4 separate regions of the Homo sapiens genome follow, and regions 1, 2 and 4 are each linked to region 3. A link is a contact called in ENCODE Hi-C or POLR2A ChIA-PET data. All regions are on one chromosome and are shown on one strand. Each heading gives the region's core, a stretch centred on a gene start or an enhancer-like site at or near the end of the contact. The rest is flanking DNA. Distances are from core to core; before and after follow the strand shown.

Region 1 (3,525 bases), core at 547-3,046, 210 kb after region 3:
ACATATATCTGACAAAGGGCATGTATGCATTGTATATAAAGAACTCTTTCAAATCAATAATATGACAATTTAATTTTTTTAATGGGCAAAAGATTGAAGCTGTCATTTCACAAAAAAAGATACATAGAGTAGTCCCTCCCTTTATCCTTGGTTTCACTTTCCAGTTTCAGTTACCTACAGTAAACCACAGTCAGAAAATACTAAATGGAAAATGTCAGAAATAAACAATTTGTGGTTTAAAATCGTCCACTATTCTGAGTAGCGTGATGAAATCTTGAGCCATCCTGCTCTGTTCCACCAGGGAGCTGAATCATCCCTTTGTCCAGCATATCCACAGTCTGTGCTACCCACCCCTTAGTCAGTAGCTGCCTTAGTTATCAGATTTTTAAAAAATAGTACATACAGAGTTCAGTAATATACTTGGTTCCAGGCGGCCACTGGGGTTCTTAGAATGAATCCCCCAGGGATTAGTGGGTACTACAGTATAAGAACAAGGAATAGGCACATGAAAGTGTTTTCCACATCATTAATCATCACTGATATGGAAATTAAAACCACCATGAGATGCCATTTTGCACCTATTAAAATGGCTCAGATGTAAAGATAAGACAATACCAAAAGTTGATGTGGATGTGGAGAAATGGAACTCTCAAACACTGTTGGTAGGAATGCAAATGGTACGGCCACTTAGGAAAATAGTTTGTCAGATTTTTATAAAGTTAACTTCTTCATGTATCCTACAACCAGCAATTCCACCCTCAATATCTCTCAAAAGAAATGAAAACATATGTCCACAAGAAGAACTGTACAAGAATACTCAAAGAAGCTTTTCCATAACAGCCCAAACTGGAAACAACCCAAATGTTCATCAATATGAGGGTGGATGAACATACTCTGGCATATTCATAAATTGAATATTAGTCAAAAAGAAATAGATATGTATTAGTCAATAGATATATATTAGTCAAAAAGAAAAAGAAAAAATTACTGGCCAGGCACAGTGGCTCACGCCTGTAATCCCAGCATTTTGGGAGGCGAAGGCGGGCCGATCACCTGAGGTCGGGAGTTCAAGACCAGCCTGACCAACATGGTGAAACCCCATCTCTACTAAAAATACAAAATTAGCTGGGCGTGGTGGTGCATGCCTGTAATCCCAGCTACTTGGGAGGCTGAGGCAGGAGAATCACTTGAACCCAGGAGGCAGAGGTTGTGGTGAGCCGAGATTGCACCACTGCACTCCAGCCTGGGCAACAAGAGCGAAACTCCATCTCAAAAAAAAAAAAAAAAGGAAAAAGAAAAAAATTACTGATGATGTAACAGTATGAATAAAACTTGAGACTTCCAGTTATGCTAAGTGAAAGAAGCTGCACAAAATGTGTATAATATATAAACCAATTCTATAAAGTCCAAAACTAGGCAAAATTAATCTCTGGTTAAAAAAAGACATAAACAGTGGTTGCCTCTTGTTTTGGTGTAGTCAATTGTCATGATATATTCAACTGTCAAAATAATTGAACTGAATACTTAACACTTTCTGGTAGATTGTATGTAAATTATACCTCAGTTTTTTGAAAAGCAACTACATCGAGTGGATAGCAGCTACACAAATTACCACAGAGGTAAAGTTTGCTCATCTAAGAAACATTTATTAATAACTTACGTGACAAGCACCATACTAATATCTGGGAATACCAAGCTCTATAAGATGTGATCCCAGCACTGAAGAATGCATGGATTCTAAGTGATGGGGAAAGCACAATTTCAAAATGTTGAAACAAGTGCTTTAATGCAGCTATACACTATGACTGTATATGGGAGCACAGAGGAGTGAGCAAGATGTTACAGACCAGGATGATGACCACTTGTCTGACCATAGTGCAGCCACTATGGTGGCTTGGGGTAGAAAGTTGCCTTTTATTTTTGGCCTTTGGGACTTGGGGAGATATCTTAGCAGGTGTAAGGACTCTAAATAACAGTTCCCCAAAACTTTAGGACAAAGTCTTTTTCACAGTGGGAAACTGGAGATATGTTTTCACCAGAATAAGCAGAAAAAGGCCAAACACTTCCTGAGTAATAGATTTAAAGAGCAGCAGGTCTCTCAAGCCAGGGTCCCTATGCCACACTGCAGAGCAGCCCACAAAACACCCTGAGGATGTGGCTTGCTGGCCACACCCCTTAAGTCATGATAGCCCTGCTAAAGAATGTAGGGCCCCAACAAAGAATGTCCTGAAAGCCATTTAAGAGCCTTCCAGGAAAACCACAGCCAGCAATCCACCACTTGCAATGTGTGTGGCGGGGCTCCTGCTTCTCTTTGCCTTCCTTGGCTCCCTGAGCTCCCATCAAATCCCAAGTCATCTCAAAAGGAGGTGCAGGGCCAGTTGCAGTTTACTTGCTGGTGATAGAGAGGACAAGGCACCTGCCTGCAAGTCTCCAAAGACAGCACTGGGGAGCCTCCCTCTGGGTGTCTTCAGGGTCTCCCTGCAAAGCTCCAGCTCCTATAAGATTGCGATTGTGACTCTCAACAGATGAACCCCCAGAGAGAAGTTGTTGTGGGGGAAGCTCCAACAGGTTCATGGCCCCCTCCTCCATCTTCAGAGTCACCATCCGCAAATCTCTTTCTCTCTGTCCCTCTCTTCTGTCATCACGCCTCCTCCTGTCTGACTCTGACTCCTGCATCCTACTTATGAGGACCCTTGGGTTTGCATCGAATCTACTCAGATTATTCAGTGTAATCTCCCCATCTCAAGATCTTCAACTTGATCACATCTGCAGACCCTCTTTTGTCACATATGGCAAGATTCATAGGTTCCAAGCTTTAGGATGCGAACATCTTTGGGGGATCATTACTCAGCCTACCACTAAAACTCTAAGCCTATCTTACCTCGAGACAACAATAATAACCAATGCATCTAGCCATTGAGTGCTGACTATGTGATATAAATACAGATATGGAGATAAATACTGCTATCTGTATATAGAGAGATTTTTTAGAGATATTTATACACTTACATTGATAGGCTATCTTCCCACACATATGTATTTTCTCACCGTAGCCCTGCAAAGTCATTTCATTTTACAAATGAGGAAACGGAAGCCCGAGGAATTTTGAAGGACAAAACACTGTTTATAACGGGTAGTCAACGCGGGTTTGGATGACTCCAGAGCCAATGCTCTTTACCTTGTTGTCTTCCATTTCTGTTCCATGTTTTGGTGGGAAACCCAGAGTATGAATTTTGTGTATATATCTTCAACCTAATTTTTTTTCTCCAAGTTAGGACTGGAAAAGCCCACATCTGTGGCTTGGAAGACAAGGAAGGTGTTATTCCCAGTTGGCCACATCTCTAGAAAACAGAAAATTCTGCATTTCCCCCAGGAAACAAAATTGTTCATTGCTTATCTGTAGTGTATTGTTTCTTTTCTTGCTTTACCTCCCTCATTGTTTTTACTTTTCCTCATCAGCCTCCAACCTCAGTAGAAGATGTATTTCCAAGCAGAACCATTCGCCAATCTAAAATTTTCCCTGGT
Region 2 (3,442 bases), core at 913-3,412, 250 kb before region 3:
CTAGAGCAAGAACGCTGTGCCAGAGTGGCTGGATCCAGAGTGGCTTCCAGCCTTGGCTGCATAGTGAGTGCAACCATGCCGCATGTTTCATCTGCATCACAGCTGGATACTGTCTTTCTTCATCAGTCTTTGTCTCCAGGGCCATTATCTTTCTCAGCGATGGGATCTCGGGTGGTCATACCAGTACACCCCTCTCAGGTTTCTCTAACTTTGAACTGTGGGAGGAAGCTTTGAATATTAGTTTCTTCTCTCCTATGGCCTTGCTCTTTAGACAACTTAACCATCTCCTTTTAGTCATCAACTTTGCACTATGATGGCTCTCATCAAAGACAATTTTGTGACAATTTTGATAGAATTCTACTTTACCTGAACACCAGAATAATAGACACTTATTTCTCTATTGTTGCATAACTAAGGCAATCACTCAGTGATCTTTTATACAGCAACAAAAACAACAGCAAAAATCAGCTTCTCTACTTTAAAAACAAAAATAAAACATCTATATAGGCATGCAGACATTCATTGAAAATTGTTTATAGAAATAAAATGTGAGAAGACTCCAAAGATACAACATTAGGGGGACTGTAAAGTAAATTAGGATATGTCTACTCAATGATACAGCATGTGCTATTAAAATGATAATTATGAAGATTATGAGAAAACATGGGTGTTTTCTCTCCCACTTTCCAAACTTTTAAAAATTGTCAGTTTAAATTGAATAAAAGATTCTTAAAATTAACTCTTGACATGAAACTGTTGCCAACGGGACTTGCCGATGATTCGTTTGGGAAAGTGAGGGAGAGAGAACTTAAGGATGACTTCTAAATGTTTGCCTTCAATGGGTGAAAATTGCTGCTGTTTACTAGGGAGAACAGAGAGAGGCAAAGATGGACATTGGGAAACCAAGACCTTTGTCTATACTACATTTGAGAAACTTCTTAGACACCCATGTAGTGATATAGAGAAGTCAGTAGGATATAAGAACTTGACCTTAGGGGATAGGTCAGATAAATCAAGATCAGAAATTTTAATTTTGAGAGCCATCGGTATGTAGATGGTATTTAGAGACATGAGACTGAATGAGTCACTTACAAAGAGCTTATAGATGGACAGTACAAGAAGATCTGGGACAGAGCCTGGAGTCATTCCAGGAGAGATCAGAGAAAGAGAAACGAGCAAAAAGGCCTGAGACAATGCAGCCAGTGAGGTCAGAGGAAAAGGGGAGAAAGTGGTGTCATGGAAACTGGGAGAGGAGACAGCTTTAAGAATGAGGAAGTGATCAACTATGTCAAATATTTTCGAAAGTTGAATAAGATGAAGACACAGTGGTGGCCACTGCGTTTGGCAAAAGAGGTTATTCATGACCTTGAAATGAACAGATTCAGGGGCATGGAGAGAAGGAAGTTAACCAGAGTTGGCTGAGCTAAGAAAAGGAGGTGAGGAAGTGGAGCAGTGACTACAGACAATTCTTTGCAGGAAGGCATGCTGTGAAAGAGTTGAGAAATAGGATTGTGTCTGGAGGGAGCAATGATGTGAGAGAATGTTTTTTTTTGGAAAGTAGGCACCAGAACACATCTGCCTTCTCATGGAAATGATCCAGGAGGGAGAGAGAAATTGATCATGTTAGGGAGAGAAGGGTTTATTGCAGGAGGAAAGTCTTTGGGAAGGACAAGGGGATGGTATCCAGAGCACGAGTGGAGAGATTGGTTTTAATGAAATGGACATGCTTGCTCTGCAGATCCCTGGTGTCCATACTAAGAATCTTGGCATACATACCAAGTGCTCAGTAACTCCTTGTTATTACAAATGTCAGTCTCCTTGAGTCACTGAGAGGAATGACTGCTGGCTGGTCCATCTCATTGCTCAAAAGTCAGGCCTTGAATGAGGCATTGGCAATTGATATGGCCCGGACAAAGAAGAAAATGATGTAATGACAGAGAGGTATACCCTTCTCTCCTACAGCCCCGCTCAGACAGGCTATAGTCCTACAAAAGGGGTGTTGATATGATATGCTTAAAAAATGAAAAGATCCCAGTAATTGATGAATAACTGATATGACTGTCTTTAAATTGAGCTCTTCACAGCTCCTGAGAGTGGCCGCCAGGGAAATGGGCAATGTGGAGAAAAACACAACCTCAAAACCTCTGCTATTGTGCAATGAGGATGAAAACCACTCGAACTGCCCAGAAGCAGTCATGTGGTTGAACCCTGAGGAGAAAAGCTCCTAACCAACTTGTTTAGCAACCTAAGAGAACACAAGTTATAGCTGTAGTTCCAGAAAGTGCTGTATTTAAGCTGGGAAGTCACAGCTTTTATCTACATGGAATGTTATTTTTTATCATTAGGCTTCACTGTTGAAACAGAGTAAGCAGATCTTCGTTGGCAAATAGCTCATGAAAAATATGTCTATGTCTTCAAAAGCGTAGTTTAAAAAGAAGAATTTCTACAAAAACCCCGAAATTTTCACTTGATTTCTTAATCAATACAAAACCTAGGTAACCCAATACAAATTTAGAATTAAAACAAATGTGGATCAGGCAGGATTCTTAGTTGCAAACATCAGAAGCCACTTCTAACAGATTCCTGCAGAAAAATAGTTTGTTAAAAGAATAGTGGCATAGTGGAAATAACCCTGATGTCCATTTAAATAAAATACACTGTGATGTAGTGATACCATGAAATCTGACAATGAAAAAAGAACAAAACACCAATACAAACAACAACATGAATATATCCCACAGATGTAATATTGAATCAAAGAATCTATGCAGCATGTATTGAGTATGAACTGTATATTTCCATCTATATAAAGTTCAGAAAAAGGCAAAACAAACCTATGGTGCTGGTCTCAGGATAGTGGTTACATTTCAGTGGTAAGGGTGGTAAAAGGGGCTATAAGGAGGGATTTGGGGTGCTGGCTACATAGGTGTGCTCACTTTGGAAAATTCATTGACCTGAGTACTTTTGATATGTGCTTTTTTTCCTCTATGTATGTCTTCATGAAAGTCACACAGGAGAAATCAACCCGAGAGCTATTAGGTAGGTCAAAATGTCACCCAAGTGCTGGAAATGCAGATTTGGGATGTTAGAGTCAAGCAGGCTTCTCAAATCTGGCATAGAACTTGAGTGAGCACATCTCCGAGCCACACTAGATGCTGTTGTTTGTTCTGTGGACCCTCTGCCTGGGATACACACATATCACAAGCAGACATCCAATTATAAATGCACTTATTTGTTTTCTGTCTCCCCAGCTAGAATGCGAGCTCTCTGCTGGAACACAGTAGGTACTCAACAAATATTTATTGAATGCAGTTGCTTTGTTCATAACTGAGCAGAACTCTCCTTCTCACGAATGCGTTCTTTCTTTAGGTATAGTAATCTCGTCAGTCAGGGTCCAGTCAAATCTTGCTATCCTAGGAACACATTTGTTATTTAAAGTGGT
Region 3 (3,539 bases), core at 973-3,472:
GGAAGGAGAACTTATTCTTGAGACAGGACCAGGTTTCAGCAGGTGGGAAAGTCTTATTTTGCTTGGCCCTTTCTTTAGGAACTGCACCAATTCCAAATCATCTCTTCCATGCAGGTCCTATTATTATTTTGCAGATAAGTGAACTGAGGCACACAGGTGTCAAGTCACTTACCCAGTGATCACCCAACTGGGAAGTGAAAACTGTCACCTTTGACAACCTGTTCCTAACTCTTGGATGCACCCACAACATGTGGGAGATTTGGAAAGCATCAACAAGGAGGTGAAGGAGAGTACTGACTGAACAGAGATGCTCAAAGCTGAAATATTATTTCAGAACCACAAAAATTAACTAGAAAAAAATAGAATCAACGGAGCTGATGTTTTAAACAAACACAATTAAAGACTAACAGTTCAAGCTATGTTTGAGTTTTATAACAGCATAAAACAAATGTGCTTCAACACTGATAATTTGAAAAATGACACATTAAAAATAATGTACAAAATACATCAGAGTACTTGCTTGCCTTCAGAATAATTTCAAAGGTTGTATGAAGTCATTTACATAGCTTTTTTTTTTTAGAGTCTCGCTCTGTCACCTAGGCTGGAGTGCAGTGGTACAATCACTGCTCACTGTAGCCTCGACCACTTGGGCTCAAGTCATCCTCCTGCCTCAGCCTCCCTAGTAGCTAGGACCACAAGCGTGGGCAACCACGCCCGGCTAATTTTTACATTACTTGTAGAGAGTGAGTCTCCCTATGTTGCTAGGCTGGTCCCGAACTCCTGGGCCCAAGCAATCCTGCCTCCACCTCTCAAAGTGCTGGGATAAGCAGCATGGGCCACTGCCTCCAGCCTTGTTAGCTTTCATACTTCTAATTATGTTAATAGTATACACTTGTAGTATAAAAAAATATAGTAATTAAAAACTTTACCAAACAGATTTTAAAACTCTAATATTTTAATAATCAGATACAAAGTATTATGTTACGTTTCAATTTGTAAGGTGCTAGTAAATAACAATGGAAAATGACATTTTAATATAGATTATGGCACTTAATTAATGTGTATTATTGTGTAATATTAAAGGTTGAGATGAGAATCAAGTATTCTAAAATGACATCAAAATGTTGACTCTAAAGAAAATAGAATATGAAATGTTTTCTGAAGAAATGTCTGAAGAAACATTTCATTTCCATGTTCTAGTTTTATTTAAAATTAATTTTTTGATGTAGAAATTATGCTTTACTAAATTAATTATAATGCTTTCACCATAAATCTAGCACAGATATTCATTAACTTCATCAGCAGACCCTTAGAGGAGAAAAATATAAAATGCATAACTCTAATAAACTCGGGGAAGGTATGACAAATTTTGCAAGGATAAAGAGACATTACAAAAAAGCCCGAGGTTTAAGTTTCCTAAGAGAATTGCACTGAGACCTTGAACTAGTGATCAGATTTCCTACAGCGTCCTGGAAAACCTGGTACTTTCGAAGTGAATTCTATTGTTCATTTCATCAGGTTTTCATGGTTTTTTTGTATTTTATAATTTATTTTAAATTTAGGGCTCCCAAGTGTTTGCCTCATTCCCCTATGTTGGCAGCACTGATAATCCGGCCTTCGTTTTTGTGTGAAATAGGCACAGACGGAGTCTGAGAGCAAAAAAAACCCCACACAAACAAAAACAAAATGTTTGCGCAAGGCTGAAAGCCGAGCGAGAGCCCAGCAAGTGTCTCTGTTGAAATTCTTTGGGGTTTGCAGGGACCAGCCGGGCCGAGGCAGCAAACTGCCTGTTCCCCACGCACCCCAGAAGGGTCCGCGTGCGAGGAAATACCAGCGACCTCCGGGGCTAGGGCTTCCGTGGCGCAGGGTCAGCGAGGGATGAACCCGGGAAGCCACTATGGGCCGCTGCTCCAGCCCCGGGAACGCAGAGCACCGCTGGCTAGCAGGCTCAAGCTTCGCCAGGGACACACCGACCCGGAAGTGCAGTCGCCCCCACCGCAAGTATTTCCGCTTCCCTCCGCAAGTCCCCGGCGCGGTCCGGCCCCCAGCGGCTGAGCAGCCCCCTCCCAGACTGCGCACGCACCTGTGTTCACTGCGCCGGCCTTTCAGCTGTTGGAGAGCGGAGACCAGGACCTGCTGGCGCGCAGTGGCGGACGGACAGTAGCCCTGGAGCCCGCGGGTCCTAAGGTCCCGCGCCGCGGCCGTCGCGTCCTGACCCAGATAGCGGAGGCGCCGGGGGAGGAGCCCGCGGCCGCTCGGCCCCCCGCTCCCGCCCCCTCTCCCTCTCGTGGTGGGTTCAACTCTACCGGGACTGGCGTTGGGTGCACCTTTTGCAAAATAAAATTGCACGTCGCGGGGCGCCTGGCTCGCGCCGGACCGTGTGTCTCGGCCGTCGCCTCCCTTCGAAGCCGGTCGGCACCTTTTCCCCCGCCTGGGCTCTGGGCCTCCGCGCTAGCCCCAGCGCGTTCCCTCTCGCGTTGCTGCCACTCCGCACGCCCACCGCCAGCTCGCTTCGTTCCGGCTCTCAAACCCACTCCCTCTCCCCTAGTTAAACCTTTTTCTGTGCCCTTTCTAGGCACAACCTTGCACTTTACTCCTCACGACTGAATTAAAGGCAGACGCCTTGCACTAATTACTGATATCTGCAGCCCCGTGTTCATAGCTTTATCTCACGTTTTCTTTTAATGAGCAATTTTGACAGCCTCTTCCTTCTCCCCGCCATTCCGAGTTGCCTTTAGATGAAAGCCGCTGTTTTTTCAGATGCCTGACATTTAAGGTTTTACCCAGCTTTCTGTGGTTTGTATAATGAAACTAATTCTGCTAAATACGCTCTTAAAAACTGGGCCGGGCGCGGTGGGTCACGCCTGTAATCCCAGCACTTTGGGAGGCTGAGGCAGGCGGATCACCTGAGGTCAGGAATTCGAGACCAGTATGGCCAACGTGGCGAAACCCCTGTCTCTACTAAAAATACAAAAAATTAGCCGGGCGTGGTGGTGGACGCCTGTAATCCCAGCTACTTGGGAGGATGAGGCAGGAGAATCGTTTGAACCCGGAGGCAGAGGTTGCAGTGAGGCGAGATCGCGCCACCGCACTCCAGCCTGGGTGATAGAGCGTCTCAAAAACAAAAACAAAACAGTACATACACTGCTTCTGTATTGTCCGCACCTTGAGTATTACTGCCTCAAGCTTAGGTTTGCATAACATTAATCTCTAAACTTCCCACCAATATATTGAGCAGAATTAAAAATGGGTACACTCTTTCTCAAAACAGCAACAGCAGACAACACCCATAAAGCCATGAAGAATCCAGAAGGCTTGTTTTGCAATCCATATACTACTGTTTACGGATAGGGATTCAGGGATTCTATAGGCTCTTTAAGATGATTTTTTGAGCTTCAGGCAAGCCGCATTGAAGAATAAGTAAGCCTGGCCATGGTCATTTTATTAAAAGTAATTTGTAGCAGGGCGCAGTGGCTCACGACTGTAAGCCCAGCACTTTGAGAGGCTGAGGCGGACGGATCACTTGAGGCCAGGAGTTC
Region 4 (3,409 bases), core at 501-3,000, 210 kb before region 3:
ACTATTCACAATAGCAAAGACTTAGAACCAACCTAAATGTCCAACAATGATAGACTGGATTAAGAAAATGTGGCACATATACACCATGGAATACTATGCAGCCCTAAAAAATAATGAGTTCATGTCCTTTGTAGGGACATGGATGAAACTGGAAACCATCATTCTCAGCAAACTATTGCAAGGACAGAAAACCGAACACCCCATGTTCTCACTCATAGGTGGGAATTGAACAATGAGAACACATGGACACAGGAAGGGGAACATCACACACCGGGGACTGTTGTGGGGTGTGGGGAGGGGGGAGGGATAGCATTAGGATATATACCTAATGCTAAGTGACGAGTTAATGGGTACAGCACACCAACATGGCACATGTGTATATATGTAACAAACCTGCATGTTGTGCACATGTACCCTAAAACTTAAAGTATAATAATTAAAAAAAAAAAAAGACAGGACGATAATACACATTTGGTGATACAATTAAGAAACATGATATTGGAAAGTTGCTGACCAAGTGCCACCTAGCATTCCTTCTCTTGTACTAGCCACATGCCCACTCCTCATGGCTACTGCTAGCCTCATCTAAGAACTGGGGACCCAGCCTGGCAGGATAAGTGTGGCTCCATGCTTTAAGCCAGAGAATTTAGGAGACTATGATCTGTTGCTGTGTCAATCTGAAAGCTGAGGGATCTGAAGGGTACGTGGTACCCATTCTCTGACTCTCACTCCCAAAAGTCCTTTTCTCCCTGGGTCAACATACGGTTGGTGCCCAAGGCCCTTCCTAGGAATTGGAAGCCAACAGTGACACAAAGCACTTAGGAGGCACACAACCACAAATGTGTGAGGTTTGCCTTCCCATATTTTCTGGACCCATGTTCAAGCCTGGAACTCTCTAGTTCATAAAGGGTTTTACTCTTGCAGGAGTCAGCAAACTATGGCCTGTGGGTGGAGGGCCAGATGGGGCCATGCTCATTCATTTACATACTGTCTAATGGTTGCTCAAAAATCACAGAGTTGAGTAACTAAGACAGACTGGAAGGCCCACACAGGCAAAAAATGTACTATCCGGACATCCACATAAACAGTTTGCAGGCCACTGATTTAGAGTAAGACCAGTTCTCCTGGGGGCAATGGATTGTCTTTCTTTGCTTTCAGCCTGACCAATGCCCGTGGGTAGGGATGGAGAGGGAGCCCATCTCTCTAGTTGATTCTGATGAGAAGAACCAGGGTGACCCACCTGGAATGTGAGCCTCTGATCTTCCAGGCATCTGGCATGCCCATTTCTTCCACAGAGCAGGATAGAAGCTCCTCCCAGCAGGGGGTCTTGACTATTTGAGACCACTGTAAAAGAAAAGTAAGAACAAGTGATTCACGTTTGTGTTTCCTGTAAAAAGAACATGGTTGTCAGTGCTATTAACCTGGTTACCACTGACTTTGACGCAGATACAGCCGGTTCATGTTTCAGAACTTCATGAAACAGGCCTGTGCCTTCAATCAGAGGCAGCCCAAAAGACAAAATTGCCAACACTTTCTATTTGCAGTGGCCCAGGAATTATCAAATAACCTTAGTTCCTATTAAACTCCTGCCTATTTACCATTGCCTAAACCTGGAGGCAAAATCTAAATCCAAACCATCACAGGTAATCTCCAATCTCACATACTTTTCCAAAAGATTCATGTGTTAGGAAAGGATGATTGATGGCTCAAAAGTCACCAGTGCCGATTCTTGTGTTAGCAACCATAGTTGAAGTCAATGCTTAGAACTGGCGTGGGAAGATGTTCTCAAAACTGCAGCTTTGTGCCTTTGTGGTTATGTAACAGCCTCCTCCATACAGAGGATTACTACGAATGGGTGCTTCCTGCTGTTGTCTCATGTTGATGAGGCATTTTATATTCTTGAGGAATATTCTGGAGGGAGGAGGTTGGTGAAGACTGGTAAAGTAGAGAAGAGAGACATTTTAACAAAATATTCATATTTATCTGGTCTCTAACATGAAAGCTGCATATTTTGTGGTATATTAATTAAGTCATTTTTATAAGTTATAAATGATACTAGTACAGTAAGTCCTCACTTAATGTCATCGATAGGTTCTTGGAATCTGTAACTTTAAGCAAAACAACATGCAGCAGGTTCATAAATAATGTCACTTCCTTTAACGTTTTGTTATAACGTTGATGAGAAAAAAACGCTTTTGTTACATGTCATTTTGCTTAAAGCTATAGTTTCCAAGAAACTGTCGATGACATTAAGTGAGAACTTACTGTATAATAACATTATGTTAGAGTTTAGTGGGCTCCCAAAAGATCTTCTCTTACCAGGTAGACAGTTCTCTCTTTTAGAGATAAAAGAATTGAGCCTCACAGAGGCCGTATGAGCAGTCAGAGTCCCACTATGTTCCCACCTACCATTCACCACTAAATCCTTAGTCTGGCTGCAGAAAACAGAAAAGATTTATTTCCTCAAAAGTCAACTTCTTTAGACTACATTGACCCTAATAGAATTCAGAAAGCAACTCTTAGACTCAAATTTTTCTGCTTATTGCCACCACCACACTCCCCCAGTCATATGACAAGAGTCGTTTGCGGTAGGAAGCAAAACCAGAAATGCACTTGAGCAGTCTTTCTATGTCCTTCCTTGCCTCACCCCCATTGGGGGCCTGCATGATGGTGAGTGGCCACATAAACAGTCCCTACGTCTCCAGGAGTTCCCTTGGCCATGGCTGCTGGAATGACTCATCCTTCTCCATCTGTAGCCTAGGCTTTCCCCTTCTCCTTAATTTCCATGAGGGAGCAGTCTTAGATCAGAGCCTCCCCAAGGGGACAGGACCACAGCCCTCCCTAAAAGGTCCTGGATCTGGTATAAATCTAACCATGGGAGAAAACAGAATTCAGTTACAGACAACATCAAGGGCAAACTTGAAGGGGAGCAAAAATCACAATATGGGTGTGGGAACTGGACCACAGAGTTACAGTGGTCATTTCCTCCCCACCACATCTTGTGAACTTTACCTTGCCCACTGCCCCAAGGGGCAACCATGTGGCTCATGGCCCTGGCCACCAATAACTGAATTGGGAGTAGACCCACTTTAAACATGACCCACTTTAACCAATCAGACATCTTTATCTAGAACTTGGAGTTGGGACACAGAAAGCCTGAGGGTGTTTTTTTATCTGTGAGTGCTAGACTCACAAGATTCTGTGGGCTCAAGGACTGAGTTAGACAGTCATTTAAGGTCATGTGGTAACAGAGTATGCTTGACGAAGGGGGAGGATGGAGCAGAGACAAAGATAACTGAGAGAAAGGGAGGAGGAAGGGCAGCTCCAGACTCTAGCCCTTCAGTGATCCAGGTGCAATTCTTCAAACTGGGTTTCACAGTATTCCGTTATCACTGTGCAAGTAATCCCC

Evidence for each region. A loop is a pair of places that touch in the nucleus more often than their neighbours do. ChIA-PET counts read pairs that join two places held with the same protein, here RNA polymerase II (POLR2A). Pooled maps may share reads with other maps.
Region 1: a loop to region 3 is called in a pooled map, with 2.3 times the contacts of the local background. The contact joins the enhancer-like site here to the promoter of RMDN2 in region 3. A Hi-C loop is called at or near these places in 1 of 37 single-sample maps with no recorded cell type and 1 of 50 pooled maps. POLR2A ChIA-PET finds 5 or more read pairs at or near these places in 1 of 52 experiments (activated CD4-positive, alpha-beta T cell).
Region 2: a map of endothelial cell of hepatic sinusoid shows a loop between it and region 3 (5-fold over the local background). The contact joins the enhancer-like site here to the promoter of RMDN2 in region 3. A Hi-C loop is called at or near these places in 1 of 168 maps with a recorded cell type or tissue (endothelial cell of hepatic sinusoid), 9 of 37 single-sample maps with no recorded cell type and 5 of 50 pooled maps. POLR2A ChIA-PET finds 5 or more read pairs at or near these places in 1 of 52 experiments (activated naive CD4-positive, alpha-beta T cell).
Region 4: a pooled map shows a loop between it and region 3 (2.1-fold over the local background). The contact joins the promoter of CYP1B1-AS1 here to the promoter of RMDN2 in region 3. A Hi-C loop is called at or near these places in 2 of 37 single-sample maps with no recorded cell type and 4 of 50 pooled maps. POLR2A ChIA-PET finds 5 or more read pairs at or near these places in 1 of 52 experiments (PC-9).

Annotation. Positions count from the first base shown.
Region 1 is chr2:37,710,267-37,713,791 of GRCh38, reverse strand. No RefSeq gene overlaps it. Among named protein-coding and RNA genes, the nearest start is that of CDC42EP3, 40 kb to the right of the region's middle. Within about 2 kb of position 1,796, at least 3 of the 41 ENCODE cell types and tissues checked have a DNase peak (open chromatin) inside an H3K27ac peak, as active enhancers do.
Region 2 is chr2:38,177,062-38,180,503 of GRCh38, reverse strand. It overlaps CYP1B1-AS1 (CYP1B1 antisense RNA 1), which reads right to left. Exons shown (of 3, transcript NR_027252.1): 3 at 1-215. Among named protein-coding and RNA genes, the nearest start is that of CYP1B1-AS1, 48 kb to the right of the region's middle. Within about 2 kb of position 2,162, at least 16 of the 41 ENCODE cell types and tissues checked have a DNase peak (open chromatin) inside an H3K27ac peak, as active enhancers do.
Region 3 is chr2:37,923,970-37,927,508 of GRCh38, reverse strand. It overlaps RMDN2 (regulator of microtubule dynamics 2), which reads right to left and starts at 2,222. Exons shown (of 11, transcript NM_001170791.3): 1 at 2,084-2,222. RefSeq lists a silencer at 2,168-2,407.
Region 4 is chr2:38,129,446-38,132,854 of GRCh38, reverse strand. It overlaps CYP1B1-AS1 (CYP1B1 antisense RNA 1), which reads right to left and starts at 1,750. Exons shown (of 3, transcript NR_027252.1): 1 at 1,665-1,750; 2 at 1,241-1,344. The region is part of intron 2 of LOC107985871 (a long non-coding RNA gene); the gene reads left to right.